3 separate regions of the Homo sapiens genome follow, and all the other regions are linked to region 3. A link is a contact called in ENCODE Hi-C data. All regions are on one chromosome and are shown on one strand. The core of a region is the stretch at or near the end of the contact, and the rest is flanking DNA. Distances in the headings are between cores, read along the strand shown.

Evidence for each region. Hi-C counts contacts between places; a loop is a spot of excess contacts on that map. Pooled maps may share reads with other maps.
Region 1: a loop to region 3 is called in a map of B cell, with 15 times the contacts of the local background. The contact joins the promoter of BICD2 here to the promoter of AOPEP in region 3. A Hi-C loop is called at or near these places in 2 of 168 maps with a recorded cell type or tissue (B cell and naive thymus-derived CD4-positive, alpha-beta T cell), 1 of 37 single-sample maps with no recorded cell type and 8 of 50 pooled maps.
Region 2: a map with no recorded cell type shows a loop between it and region 3 (7-fold over the local background). The contact joins the enhancer-like site here to the promoter of AOPEP in region 3. A Hi-C loop is called at or near these places in 2 of 37 single-sample maps with no recorded cell type and 1 of 50 pooled maps.

Annotation. Positions count from the first base shown.
Region 1 is chr9:92,763,033-92,767,382 of GRCh38, reverse strand. BICD2 (BICD cargo adaptor 2) reads left to right here and starts at 2,550. Exons shown (of 7, transcript NM_001003800.2): 1 at 2,550-2,878. The coding sequence starts at 2,639. RefSeq lists silencers at 958-1,007, 1,860-2,599.
Region 2 is chr9:96,149,089-96,153,437 of GRCh38, reverse strand. No RefSeq gene overlaps it. Among named protein-coding and RNA genes, the nearest start is that of HSD17B3-AS1, 95 kb to the left of the region's middle. Within about 2 kb of position 2,762, at least 3 of the 41 ENCODE cell types and tissues checked have a DNase peak (open chromatin) inside an H3K27ac peak, as active enhancers do.
Region 3 is chr9:94,723,967-94,728,653 of GRCh38, reverse strand. AOPEP (aminopeptidase O (putative)) reads right to left here and starts at 1,955. Exons shown (of 17, transcript NM_001193329.3): 1 at 1,903-1,955. RefSeq lists enhancers at 1,684-2,163, 1,686-2,228, 2,174-2,343.

The DNA of each region.
Region 1 (4,350 bases), core at 1,301-3,800, 2.0 Mb after region 3:
TCTTCCTATTCCTACTACAACTGAACTCCTTAAAATTAGTTAATTTCACAAGCCAATCTATGACACATTCTCCTCAGACAAACAAAACACTAAAAAGAATCAGGGCTCCTTGGGGAAATGACTGATTTCAGGTCTGGGACATGGAGAGCACAAGATGATCTTGGAACAATTTGCATCAGACATCAAGGAAGTAATAACAATAATAACAAATTACGATGTTTTGAAGACATGGAGCCAGCTTGGAGGAGCTCCCACGGGCCAAATCTGCTACCATTTGAGCATCAAAGCAAGTAAGGAAAGTAATGGATTGTAACCCACGGAGTAAAATAAGAATCCATGGATCCATACTGCTAATGAATGAGAGAGAAGGGAATAGATGAGAAGGTATAGGTGCCTCACAGTACAAAGGCAACTCATAAATGGAGAAGGACTAATGGAAATAGAAAAGCAGCCAGTATGGCTGGTCGCGGTCGCTCACGCCTGTAATCTTAACACTTTGGGAGGCCGAGGCAGGCAGATCACGAGGTCAAGAGATCGAGACCATCCTGGCCAACATGGTGAAACCCACTCTCTACTAAAAAAAAAAAAAAAAAAAAAAAAATTAGCTGGGCATGGTGGCATGCGCCTGTAGTCCCAGCTACTCGGGAGGCTGAGGCAGAATCACTTGAACCCGGGAAGCAGAGGTTGCAGTGAGCCGAAATTGCATCTCTGCCCTCCAGCCTGGGGACAGAGCGAGACTCTGTCTCAAAAAAAAAAAAAAAAAAAAAAAAAAAAAAGCAGACAGTATGGTAATAATTATTTCAGGCAAGAAGTAGTCATGAATGCCAAAACCAGTGGGTCAAGGTTTGAGGAGTCATAGGCTATATCTATGGTTGCAAAGTCTTCACTCATGACACTAATTACCAAAGAAAAACCCAGCATCAATCAGAGAAATGCAAATCGACATCACATACCTCCCGGCTGGTGCTCTGAAAACTCAGCAACACCTCAGTGACAGTCCTGCCAGAAACGCATCACCTCATCACCCCATGAGCATATACCAGTGTGCACTGCACTCCTCAGAAAGGTCAATCAAAGGAGACTCAGGAAACCTGACGACTGAATGCAACTGGATCCTGGACCACAAAAACAATACTGAAACTCTCCAGTATGGTGTTGGGCCCTCGTGCAATTAGAGTGTGGACTGTGCATTAGATAGTGTCAGTACCCTGTGTGCTGTGATTTCTGCTGTCATGGCTTCTTTCTAATTTGGTCTTGAGGGAGAGTGACCATAAGCCAAGATAGCCACTCTCTAGGAGAACCGAATGGGTGTGGGGTTCAGGTGAGATACAATGAGAAAGTAAAATTAAAAGGTACAAAACAGAAGGAATTTATTATTCTTAGGTTCCGGAGAGGTTAGGGATGCCTAAGAGAGGCGGACAAGCAGATGGAGAGGGGCAGTGAGAGACGGTGGGAAGGAAGGGACTATGGCTGTGCTAGGGTCCATGGAAATCATCCTTTAGGATTTCCCTTGGGGCCTGTGGACTGGCTAAAGAAAATACGAGGGAAGGGTGAACTCATCTGCACTGATACTGGCCATTAGGTGCTATGGCGGTCAGCGGCTGTGGGGTGTGTTGCGCTTTAGGTCAATGAGATAAAGAATAAACGAGTTATCTCACACACCACCATATACGGAGAAGTGTTACCTACGCCAAGGCGAAGGGTACGACTGGCTTTCAAACAACTTAAGTCAGGCCTAAAAATAGATGCGGAGACAACAATTATATTTACCACGTTTATGACCCTGTATTAATGGAAATGTCTTTATTCCCAAGAAATAGACCTTGAAGGACTGAGGGGCGGTGCTGAGGTTCCCGCTGGCCCCTGGGCGCCCCCTGCTGGCCCGTCCTCCTCCCGCCCCCAGACGTCTGCACAGAGCATGCGTCACACCGTCCACGGGTTTCCAGCAGCAGCCGTTCACCCGCGCTCTCGGATGCGCTTCTAGCTCGTGGCCTCCCGGGCTCTGTCCGCGTTGTTCGTCCCACGGTCGGGAGCCCAGTCCTGCCGCCCCGCACCCGCCTCCCCCTGGGGGTTCTCCCGGCAGCCGTCTTGCCACCCCGCGTGGCCGCCGGCTGCCAGAGGCACAGGGGAGCGCGAGGCCCGGCGACCGAGCAGTGTCCCCGGCTCTGAGTGTGGGGAAGGCCGCGGGGCCGCGCCCACTCGACCGCCGTCCAGGGGACTGCAAGGCGCCGGTACATCCGGCTCGACGCTGGCGGCGCAGGCCAATCACGGACGGGGACGGGTGGGCGCGGGGCTGGACGGGTTTTGTAGTCGGTGCGCTAGCGGGACTACTGTCCCCACAGCCCCCTGGGCCACATTGGCGTCAGTGGCTGCGCCCGAGGGCCCGCCCCTCACAGAGCATGGGCCAATCATAGCCGGGGGCCGGGCGGGCGCCGGGCATGATGGACCTTGTGGTCGGAGCGCAGGCAGGACTCCAGCCCCCAGCGGGCCCCGCGCGCCGGAGGGGAGGAGCCGTGCGGCGGCGCGGGCGGGCGGGCGGCCGTCGGGGCAGGGCGGCGGCGGCGGCGGCAGCGGCGGCGGCTGAGGAGGGCCCGGCCTGCGAGAGCCTCAGTGGGAGCCGGCTCAGCCCTCGGCCACCATGTCGGCGCCGTCGGAGGAGGAGGAGTACGCGCGGCTGGTGATGGAGGCGCAGCCGGAGTGGCTGCGCGCCGAGGTGAAGCGGCTGTCCCACGAGCTGGCCGAGACCACGCGTGAGAAGATCCAGGCGGCCGAGTACGGGCTGGCGGTGCTCGAGGAGAAGCACCAGCTCAAGCTGCAGTTCGAGGAGCTCGAGGTGGACTATGAGGCTATCCGCAGCGAGATGGAGCAGCTCAAGGAGGTGAGCCGAGCCGCCCTGCCCTGCGACCCCCGCCCGGCGCCGGGGCCTGTGGGCGTCGTCCCTGGCACCAGGGCGGCCAAGGTCAGCTTGCCAAGCGGGGGCCGGCAGGGGTGGGCCGCCGGGGCGGAGGGGGCACGGGCAGTATGTGGGAGTGGGCCCGGCCTTGGCTAGCAGGCCGGTGCCGCGGCCGTTGCAGACGCCGCTAATGCAGGGGTCCGGGCGCCTTGTCGCCTCCTGCAGCTGCCCGCCTGCTTCTGTGCGGACCTGGGCGGCCCCGGCGGGGCGGGGCTTCGTAAGGGCTGATGCTTTGCGGTGGTCGCTGTTCCGGGTGTGTCTGAGTGTGGGGTGGGGTTGGGAGGGCAGTGGCTGAGCCGGGAGCTGAGGCCACGGATGCTGGTGACCCGCTGGGAGAGGCCGAGGGTGGGCCTGGGTCTGGGTGGCTGCGGCTCTGTCACCTTCAGAGAAAGCACTTCCCCTCTCTGGGCGCAGCTACTTTCGGAGCGTTTCTGCTTCTTTCATGAGTGCCTCCGAGGTGGGGAAAGGTCGTGGACAGCGGCCTAAGTGAGTAGGGGCTCGGGGTTGCACGTGGAGGTTGCCCCTGGCATGGGTCCCCCAGTACCCTTGCCCCAGGCCCAGCGCTGTGTCCTCATGGCCGGGATTGCGCTCCCACCAGCTAGCATGACTTCCCTGGCCCACTTCCTGTCCAGCCCCGCTTCTCGGGCCCTTCCCCTCGCTGTGGCTTGCTGTGTTCCTCTTGGACGGAGACCTCAGTGGTCTGTGTCATTCCCACTGGGGGGAGAGTAGGTTAGACCACCAGGCTGGTCGAGGGTCTCCAGGCGGCAGGGCAGCGGGAGTCTTGGACAGTCCTTCCCCAGCTTCTCTTCTCCCGTTCCCTGACTCCATAGCGTTGTTTGCAGGAATTGCTTTCTGGGAGGATACACCAGGGTTTGGATCCAGGCTGTGCCCCTTGCTAGTGATGTGGCTTTGGGTAGAGGCCCTCCGTGAGTCTTAGTTTCCCCCTCTGCAAAATGGGAGTGCAGTACTGCGTGCCCAGAAAGGATTGTTGTGAGGGTCATGTATTTGGAAAGGACTGGTGTGCGGTCAGGAGTATAGCTTGGTGGTGTGCTCCCTTCCCCCACTTGAGTGTGTCCTGGTGAGCCCTTGGCTCTTGGTTTCCAGGCTTATCACCTGGCACCTCTGCTCCCAGTCAGCCCAGACAGGTGCCTAAATCATTTGCAGCCTTCCTTGCCTCCCCCGTGTCTGAGGAGACCCGTCTGTGGAGAGCAGAGAATGAATCCAAGCAGATGCTTGGATGTCTGGGCAGAGCAGGTGCTCAGTTAGTACCAGTCAATGGCTGACCCTGGGCCAGCAGGAGCTGGGTCCTCCCCCATCGCCCTCAGGACTCGATTCTGTTGTCTGTCAGCAGGTATTGGCACCTTCTGCAATGCATGCTCCAGTGGCGCTGGAGCTAC
Region 2 (4,349 bases), core at 1,513-4,012, 1.4 Mb before region 3:
TGCAGTGAGTCAAGATGGTGCCACTGCACTCCAGCCTGGGAGACAGAGTGAGACTCCGTCTCAAAAAAAAAAAAATTAATTAGTTTCAGCAGCTGTTTTGGAACCCAGGTTGGAGAGAAGCATGGGCTTTTCATTATGGCCAAGGTAGGTGAAAGGCCACAGGAATAGCCAGGCACTGAGCCTCGATATGAGCACACCACGTGGCATGGGAAATAAGAGAGTGGAAGTTTAGCATCAGGCAGAGCGGGATGTGGATTCCAGTGCTGCCACTCTCTAGCCTTGGACCTCGGGCCTGTGCGGCACAGAGTTGTTGCCTACCCGGCAAGACTGTGTCAAAGAACAAATGGAGAAGCATGGTATCCATGACCCCCAGCGGCAGCTCTGTGAGTGTCACAGATCAGTCACATCAGGGGTATGGTCACAGCTTGCAAATTTGACTCTCCATAGTGGGCAAGGGAAGAGCTAGGGAAGAGACAAAGTCAAAAACGTGGGCAGTTCCCACGTGTTTACCTGTCCCGTTCAATCAAGGCAACTTGAAAGTCTCTGTGTTTATTCATCTTGCACTCAACAAACTTGTATGTGGGGACTGAGCAGCTGCTGTTCCCCAAAGAATCTTGGTTCCCACCCCCTCATAGTGTGAGGGTCTCACCATTCCAGGTGTGCTTCTAAACTTCAAAGCTCCTGAGAATCTCAGTTCCCTCCCACTCATAGTGTGAGAGTCTCACCATGCCAAGTGTTATTCTAAACTTTAAAGCCCCTGAGAATCTCAATTCCCACCCCTCATAGTGTGAGAGTTTCACCATGCCAAGTGTGATTCTAAAGTTTTGTTTGTTTTGTTTTGTTTTTGAGACAGAGTCTTGCTCTGTCACCAGGCTGGAGTGCAATGACACCATCTTGGCTCACTGCAACCTCCGCCTCCAGGTTCAAGCGAGTAGCTGGGACTATAGGCGCAAGCCACCACGCCTGGCTAATTTTTCGTATTTTAGTAGAGACGGAGTTTCACCATGTTGGCCAGGATGGTCTCGATCTCCTGATCTCGTGATTTGCCTGCCTCGGCCTCCCAAAATGCTGGGATTACAGGCATGAGCCACCGCGCCCGGCGGTGTGGCTCTAAACTTTAAAGCTCCTGAGAATCTCAGTTCCCATCCCTTATAGTGTGAGGGTCTCACCGTGCCAAGTGTCACTCTAAACTTTAAAGTTCGGTATGGTTCATACCTCGTGCCTCTTACCTGCAGCCCAATTACTTCACCAGGGGCTCAACTGAAGAATTAGTGATGAATGGTCATTATGACCCTGTGCAATTTTTGTTATTTATTCACAAACCAAAGAAATGCAAAATGATAAAAAGAAGATACAGTGTTTCCCTATGACATTGGCAGAGACCTTTGAAAAAATACCCAGGGTCTGACAAGAGTGTGGGGAAAAACATTAATTCATTGCTGATTATATAACTAGGATTTTCTGGAAGACACAATAATAGGTATAAAAAACCACAAAAACGTTCAGACCTTTTGATGCCATAATTCTACCACTTAAAACATTTTTCAAGGGGATTATTAAATAGGGTTGCTTTCTAATTAAGAAAGCTCATTGCAAGATACTGTATAAGACCAAAGATTGCAAACAACTTAAATGCTCAGCAATATAGGATTGGCTGATGGAATCATTTGTTCAGCAAATACCACTGAGCACCCTACTGGAGTGCCTGCTGTGCTCTGACCATGCTTTGGGAATAAATATTCTTCTCAGACGTGTGCTCAAAATACACAGTGTGACCCAATGTCGAATGTACAAGTGTGTAAACTGATATTTGACCAAAGACAAATATTGCCAGCTTAGAACTTCTGGGTTTCATGGATACATCTGAAATTTCATTTAAGAATTTTTTTGTTTTGTTTTGTTTTGTTTTTTTAGACAGAGTGTTGCCCTGTTGCCTAGGCTGGAGTGCAGTGGCATGATCTTGGCTCACTGCAGCCCCCGCCTCCCTGGTTCAAGCGAGTCTCCTGCCTCAGCCTCAAGAGTAGCTGGGATTACAGGCGTGCACCACCATGTCCAGCTAATTTTTGTATTTTAGTAGAAATGGGATTTCACCATGTTGGCCAGCCTGGTCTCGAACTCCTGACCTAGTGATCCACCCTGGGCCTCCCAAAGGGTAGGGATTACAGCCTTGAGCCACTGCACCTGGCCTTATTTAAGAATTTAAATCATGTTTCAGTTTTCATTTAAGAACTTTAGTAGTTAAAATTGTATCTGATTTTTTGTTTTTAAATTGATGCATAAGACATGCATATTTTAGGGATACAAGTGGTAATTTTATATATTTGTGTAATTCATACAGATCGAATCAGTGTACTTGGAATATCCATGCCTTAAATATGTATTTTTCCTTGATGCCAGAAACATTTGAATTAGTCTCTTCTAGCTATATGGAAATGTATCTAGATTATTGTGGACTGTAGTCACCCTACTGATCTATCAAACAGCAGGTCTTATTTCCTCTATCAGACCAGAGGTTTGTACCCAGCAGTGACATTTTAAAGCTTAATATTTATAGTGTGATAACAGTGACCTCTCAGCACCGTCACCGGGCAGGGTGCTCCTGTGGTCACTGTTTTCAGATCTGCAGTGGAAACAAAAGTCCATTTCCAAGAAACCAGTGGGGCCGTACAATATGCTTTGGTAGCTAGCTTAGTCAGCACCAGATTCCGCAGAAGATGCTGGTGCCTGAAGCAGATCAATGGGACGGGTGCCACGGTGGGTTACCGTGTAAGAAGTAAATGTAGCATGTGAGTCAGCTTTCCTTCCTTTAAGCCAGTGGTTCTAGGGGTGATTCTGCCCCCCCAGGTGACATTAGGCAATGTCTGGAAATTGGGGGAGTGTTGGGACCAACATCTACTGGGTTGAGGTCAAGGGTGCTGCTAGCTTTTTATGATGCACAGGACACTCAGCCCCTTACAACAAAGAACCACCTAGTCCAAAATGTCAATAGTGCCAACCACAGTAGAGAAACGCTGCTCTAAACATAGACACAGTAGTCTCCCTAGCTGTGGTTTTGCTTTCAGCCGTTTCAGTTACCCACAGTCAACTGTGGTCTGAAAATCGGTGAGTACAGTACAATAAGATACTTTGGGAGAGAGAGAGAGACCACATTTACATAACTTTTATTACAGATACTTTTATCATTGTTCTATTTTATTATTAGGTATTGTTGTTAATCTCTTAGTGTCTTAGCCTTAATTCATAAGTTAAGCTTTTTCATAGGTATTTATGTACAAGGAAAAATGTAGTACAGTTGTTCGTCTGTATACCTGAGTTCTCACCCCTTGAACACTGTATTCTTGGTCCTGGTTTCGTTAAAAGAGTCTAGGTATTACTGCAAGGGTCTGGTGAGGGCTAGACAAACATCCCTGCAGAAGGATCGGTATCACAGGGACACTAACCCAAGAGGCCAAGTCTGTCCTGGCGTCAGGAAGGGTCCCACTGGGGAGAAACAAATGGTTTCACACTTCAAACGTTTTCAAGTGGGAACGTGAACCACCCGTGCTGTCTGACAACCTGTGTTGTATATGTAGGGTCCATACTATCTGCAGTTTCAGGCATCCATAGGGGGTCTTGGATTGTTCCCGCAGATAACGGGGGACTATTGCAATTGCTAACATCAAGTGTTCTCCTTTCCCTACCACCTGGACTTGAAGATGGGGTTGCAGGAAATGCAGCAGCCCCGGAAACAGAAGCTGCGTGCTCTGCTCGAGGAGCCTTCTGGACGCTTCAGCAGCAGTCTTCAGATTGCTGCCTTTCCTCAGTCATCTTCATTTCCAATAATTTGCATGCATTTGAGGGAAAAATTGTCCTCAAGTGTTGGATCTAAAAATTAACAGTGGAGCACTGGAATAGGCTTTTAAGCTAACACTGTGTCTCTAAATGTCCATGCTCCTCAGCGCTCCTTGCAAGCAAGTTAATCCCAGCACCTTTCCGGCTAGGAAAATAGGAGGGTCTAAAGCAGGCTGAAGAAGAAAATAAGTGCTTGCCTCCCAAAGTCCATGGAGTAGGTCACTTCTTCAGCACATTCCAGCAAATGAGCTGCGTTCTCTGCAAGCAATCTTATGCCAAATTGGCATTGCTTCCCACATGGTACAATTTTAAGACTTTTTTTGTTCTTCAAGCAGCCTTTGAACACGGAATAGCTACTGTTCCAGTTTATTGGAACATTTTGTAAAATTACATGATAAGCCGGTTCCAAAATCTTTTCTATGTCATGTAGTTTATCTTTGGATAAAAAAGAATGATGAAAGCAGCCCACTTGCTGGAGATTACAGGCAGCAATTCTGTGCCATTATTGCTTTCTCAAC
Region 3 (4,687 bases), core at 706-3,205:
CCAAGCCCTTTCCACCTCACAAATGTGAATGTTCCAGTCTCTTCTTACAGGAAAAACCCACAAATGAACAAAACCCTCCCTTAAGTCCACATCTCCCTCTAACTCTTCTTTATCTCCTCACAGCCAAATTCCTTAGAAGAACTGTCCTCGACCGGGCACAGTGAGGTCAAAAATCTACTCGGCATCCTGAGTGTTTAAGAAGGCAAGAAATTGTGTAGTACATTTTTAAAATTTCCATCTCAAAGAGTCAATAAAATTTTCATTTCTAAAGAAGTATTAAGCTCTCAACTGTAAAATTACCCATTCCCTGAGGACTCCAAACAGCAGGGTTTTACTGCACAATCTTGTTTGCCATTTATCTCATTCTTAAAAATAAGGATGGTGTGTGTGTGTGTGTGTGTGTGTGTGTGTGTGCATGCGCGCACGCAGGAAGGATCACAAATTAAGCTTTCCAGGTGTTTTAACTCCAGGAATATGGGAACTTAACACAGTATTAAAGATATTAAAAAGTGTTAAATCATTTGTGTAGGTGAACAAACTCATAAAATTGTGTGCAACTATTGTAAAAAGCCTAAAATTTGAGCATTAGTAGAGTCCTTTAAGAAAAGTGCAGGCTTTGAAGTTATATTCAGACCTGAATTTAAATCTTGATTTTGCCATTTAGTTAACTGTGAATTTTTAGCAAGTCAATTTCATATAACCGAAACTCAATTTCCTTCTCTATAAATTGGGGGTAATAATTCCTAACTCACGAGGTGGTTGTATGAAGTAAGGAGAAAACATATGCAAAGTGTTGAACACAGTACCTGGGATAAAGCAGATGGGCCAACAGTAAGCAACTATTATTATACCCTAACCTTATTCTACTTTGTCCCCCAAATATTGGAAGAATCTAATCTTCCCAATTAGCAAGTCATTGGAAGGCTTCCCAGACTTATACGAAGCACAATATACACTATTCAAAAATGGAACAGACTAAAAGTATTTTAAAAATACAAAACCAAACAATCAATGAGATCAAGGATTTCAGAATTCTGCTTCTCGTCCCATATACTCAGCATCTATTCTGTCTGGTTTTGTAATAACCCATATTATTTCTTTATCAACCATATGAACCTTATTGTTGTTTTTTTGCGATCTAAACATCCCTAGCGGGTTATGTTACTTATTTTGAGGGCTACCTTTGCAAGGGTAATTGTCATCATTGCACGAAAACCAAAAAGAAATCAGGTACAAGGGGCATTTTATGCAATGCTATTAACTGTTCCATGCATCTCAACAGTGGATTGGATCCTAAGTGGATATTTTATTATCACAATAGATAATCATAATCACATTACTGTGCCACCCCCTCCCCGCCCATGCATGCGTTCATGAACAAAACTCCAGACTAACAGTATGAATGTTCTATAGGGACCCCAAAACTCAAAATGTGGTGCTCTCAGTAAAGATCCTCCGGGGGAAGAAGAGGCGGATGGGTTTCACTGCAAGTGGAAATGAATCGAATCGAAACTGTTCTGCCTACTTAAGACTGGAGATGAGCCCTGTGGGGCTAGAAGCCGAGACCGGCAGGTGACCGAGGGCCTGGAGGCAAGAGACGAAGGAGGAGGCACCCAGAGGCTGAGAAAGGTCTGTGCCGCCGGGGAGAAGACAGCCAGAGCCCGTGGCCACCTCTACAGCTGAGGTGGTAAGATGTGACCGCTCCGCCCAGTCCCCAGGATGGGTTTCAGCCCCAGGAGTCTGGGAGAACTGAGGAGGGGATGCGGGTCCTCGCTGGTCGAGCAAAAGTGAGGGTAAGGGAGGGTTCCCCGTCGCCTTCAGAACGGAATGATGCTGTCCCCGCCGCCATCCCGACGCCGGAGGAGAGGAAGGCAGGGACCCAACAGGGAGCGAACAGGTTACCTGTCTCAGCCGCGTCCCACGGGTCACCACTTCCGCAGACTCGGGGTTACTACGGGCTACCCCGGCACGCGCCGGGTGACGTCATCCACACGCGCCCGGGGCCGCATTCTGCCTGACCCGCCTTCCGCTAGGCCCGCCCCCTTAGGATGAGAGGGCGAGACCGCCCGGGGGAGATCTGCGCAGGCGCGGAGCTGCCGCGGTCATAGGAGGGCGCGAGCAGCTTGGCTGGCTAGGGCTTGTAGAGTTGCCCTGGTACCCTAGTATTCCTAATTGCAAAATCTTTATGAAGCTTAAGAAAAAAATCACCAGCCTGGGCAACCTGGGGAGGCCCCGTCTCTACAAAAAAATTAAAAAATTAGCCGAGTGTGGTGGCGTGCACCTGTGGTCCAGCTACTATGGAGGCTGAGGCAGGAGGATTGCTTAGGTCCAGGAGTTCGAGGCTGCAATGAGCTATGAACGTGCCACTACACTCCACCCTGAGCCACAGAGCAAGACCCTGTTTCAAATAAAATTTAAAAAAAGTTACTGAAATACAGATGTGCAATTTTATTCCTTAGCCTAGTCTCACCTCTGCTGCATGTGACTATTGTTCACATATTAATTCCACCACAATTTAAGGTCCTCCTGTGTGCCAGGCAAGCACCCTTAACAAAAGCTGGGGAAACAACCAGGAACAAGACAGACGCTGTGCCTTCCCTCATGGGGATTACTTTCTAGTTGAGAAAGCAAACATTAAATGTAGAAGGAAAGGCCGGGCGCGGTGGCTCACGCTTGTAATCCCAGCACTTTGGGAGGCCGAGGCAGGCGGATCACAAAGTCAGGAGATCGAGACCATCCTGGCTAACACGGTGAAACCCCGTCTCTACTAAAAATACAAAAAATTAGCCGGGCGAGGTGGTGGGCGCCTGTAGTCCCAGCTACTCGGGAGGCTGAGGCAGGAGAATGGCGGGAACCCCGGGGGGCGGAGCCTGCAGTGAGCCGAGATCGCGCCACTGCACTCCAACCTGGGCGACAGCGAGACTCCATCTCAAAAAAAAAAAAAAAAGTAGAAGGAAAATAAGTTGCTGAGAAATTAAAGGAAGACAGGTGACCTTTTGATTTGAGATGTCAAGAAAGTGCCCTCTGAAGAGGTTCAGTAAACTGAGAAGCAGCCAACTCTGTGGAGAGCTAAGGAAAGAACAGCCAAGAGAAGAATCTACATGTGAGCAAGCAATAGGGAAGGGGCAGAATGTGGTGCCTTGGAGAAAGTGAGAAAGTAGGTCATGGGAAGAACAGAGGATGAGATCAAGAAGGCAAGGAGAGTCCCCATCATGCACAGACTCTCTGGGTTCCTGTGAGGAATACGAGTTTATTCGAAGTGTAAGGGGAAACTAGTGAAGAGTTATCAACACGTAAGTGACAGGATCTAGTTTTATAACATCACCCTGCTAGCTGCTGTGTATACATGAAACTTTTGAGAAACAATTTAAAAGGATGCAAAGAGAAGAGTTGCTTTTGCAATGAGCAGGTAAGAAATGATAGAAATGGACAAATTTCAGGAATAATTCTGAGGTAGATGTGACAGACTTGGAGATGAGTTTAGATAAGGGAGATAAGGAAAAGAAAAGTGTCAAAAATAATTCTTAAATTTGGGGCCTAAGCAAATAGCTGGATCATATAGCTAAAACAAGGTTTGTTTCACCTCCTTTCAAACTTGATTTCTTTGCTTGTTTCCAAGTCAGTCCTCTAGGTTCTCCTGTCACCTATCTTTCCTCAGTTTCTATCACTGGCTTCCACTTTCCCTTTTCCTGAGCTCTTTTTTCCCTTGGCTTTCTTAGGCTCCATCAGAGGCTGCAAACCCCAAAGCCTACAGCAGCCGGGCAGTTAACACAAAGGAGTGAAGCCCAGGGATAGAGACTGTGGTGATCTGGAGCTCGTGGTCCCTACCACAGCTCTGTTGATTTTTGCCAACCAGGAATGCTGACCCGGTGATGTCAGATCCCCTGCTTAAAAGATAATCGAGGGCCGGGTATGGTGACTCACGCCTGTAATCCTAGAACTTTGGGAGACTGAGGCGGGCAGATCACAAGGTCAGGAGTTCAAGACCAGCCTGACCAATAAGGTGAAACCCTGTCTCTACTAAAAATACAAAAATTAGCCGGGCGTGGTGGTGGGTGCCTGTAATCCCAGCTACCCAGGAGGCTGAGGCAAGAGAATCGCTTGAACCCAGGAGGCAGAGGTTGCAGTGAGTCAACATCACGCCACTGTGCTCCAGCCTGGGTGACAAAGTGAGACTCCATCTCAAAAAAAAAAAAAGAAAAAGAAAAAAAAACACCAATCGATATACAGATATTTACATGAAATCTCACAAATTTTAAACATTGCTCACTAATTCACATTTTATTAAACTTCTGTTTTGGACCAAACAAAACACATCTGCTGTCCATATGAGGCCTGCAGGCCTGCACAAACTTTGCCTCCTTGATGTGTATTTTCCCAGGGTGGTGACTTTGTCTCTTGTCAGGTGACTACCACCTGTAAGTTTGTAAGCTGACAATTCCCAAGTCTATCTTTCCATTCAGACCTGTTTAAAAATTTCTTATTCAGGCCGGGTGCGGTGGCTCATGCCTGTAATCCCAATGCTTTGGGAGGCCAAGGCGGGAGGATCACCTGAGGTCAGGAGTTCGAGACCATCCTGGCCAACATGGTGAAACCCCGTCTCTACTAAAAATACAAAAATTAGCTGGGCGTGGTGGCATGCACCTGTAATCCCAGCTACTTGGGAGGCTGAGGCAGGAGAATGGTT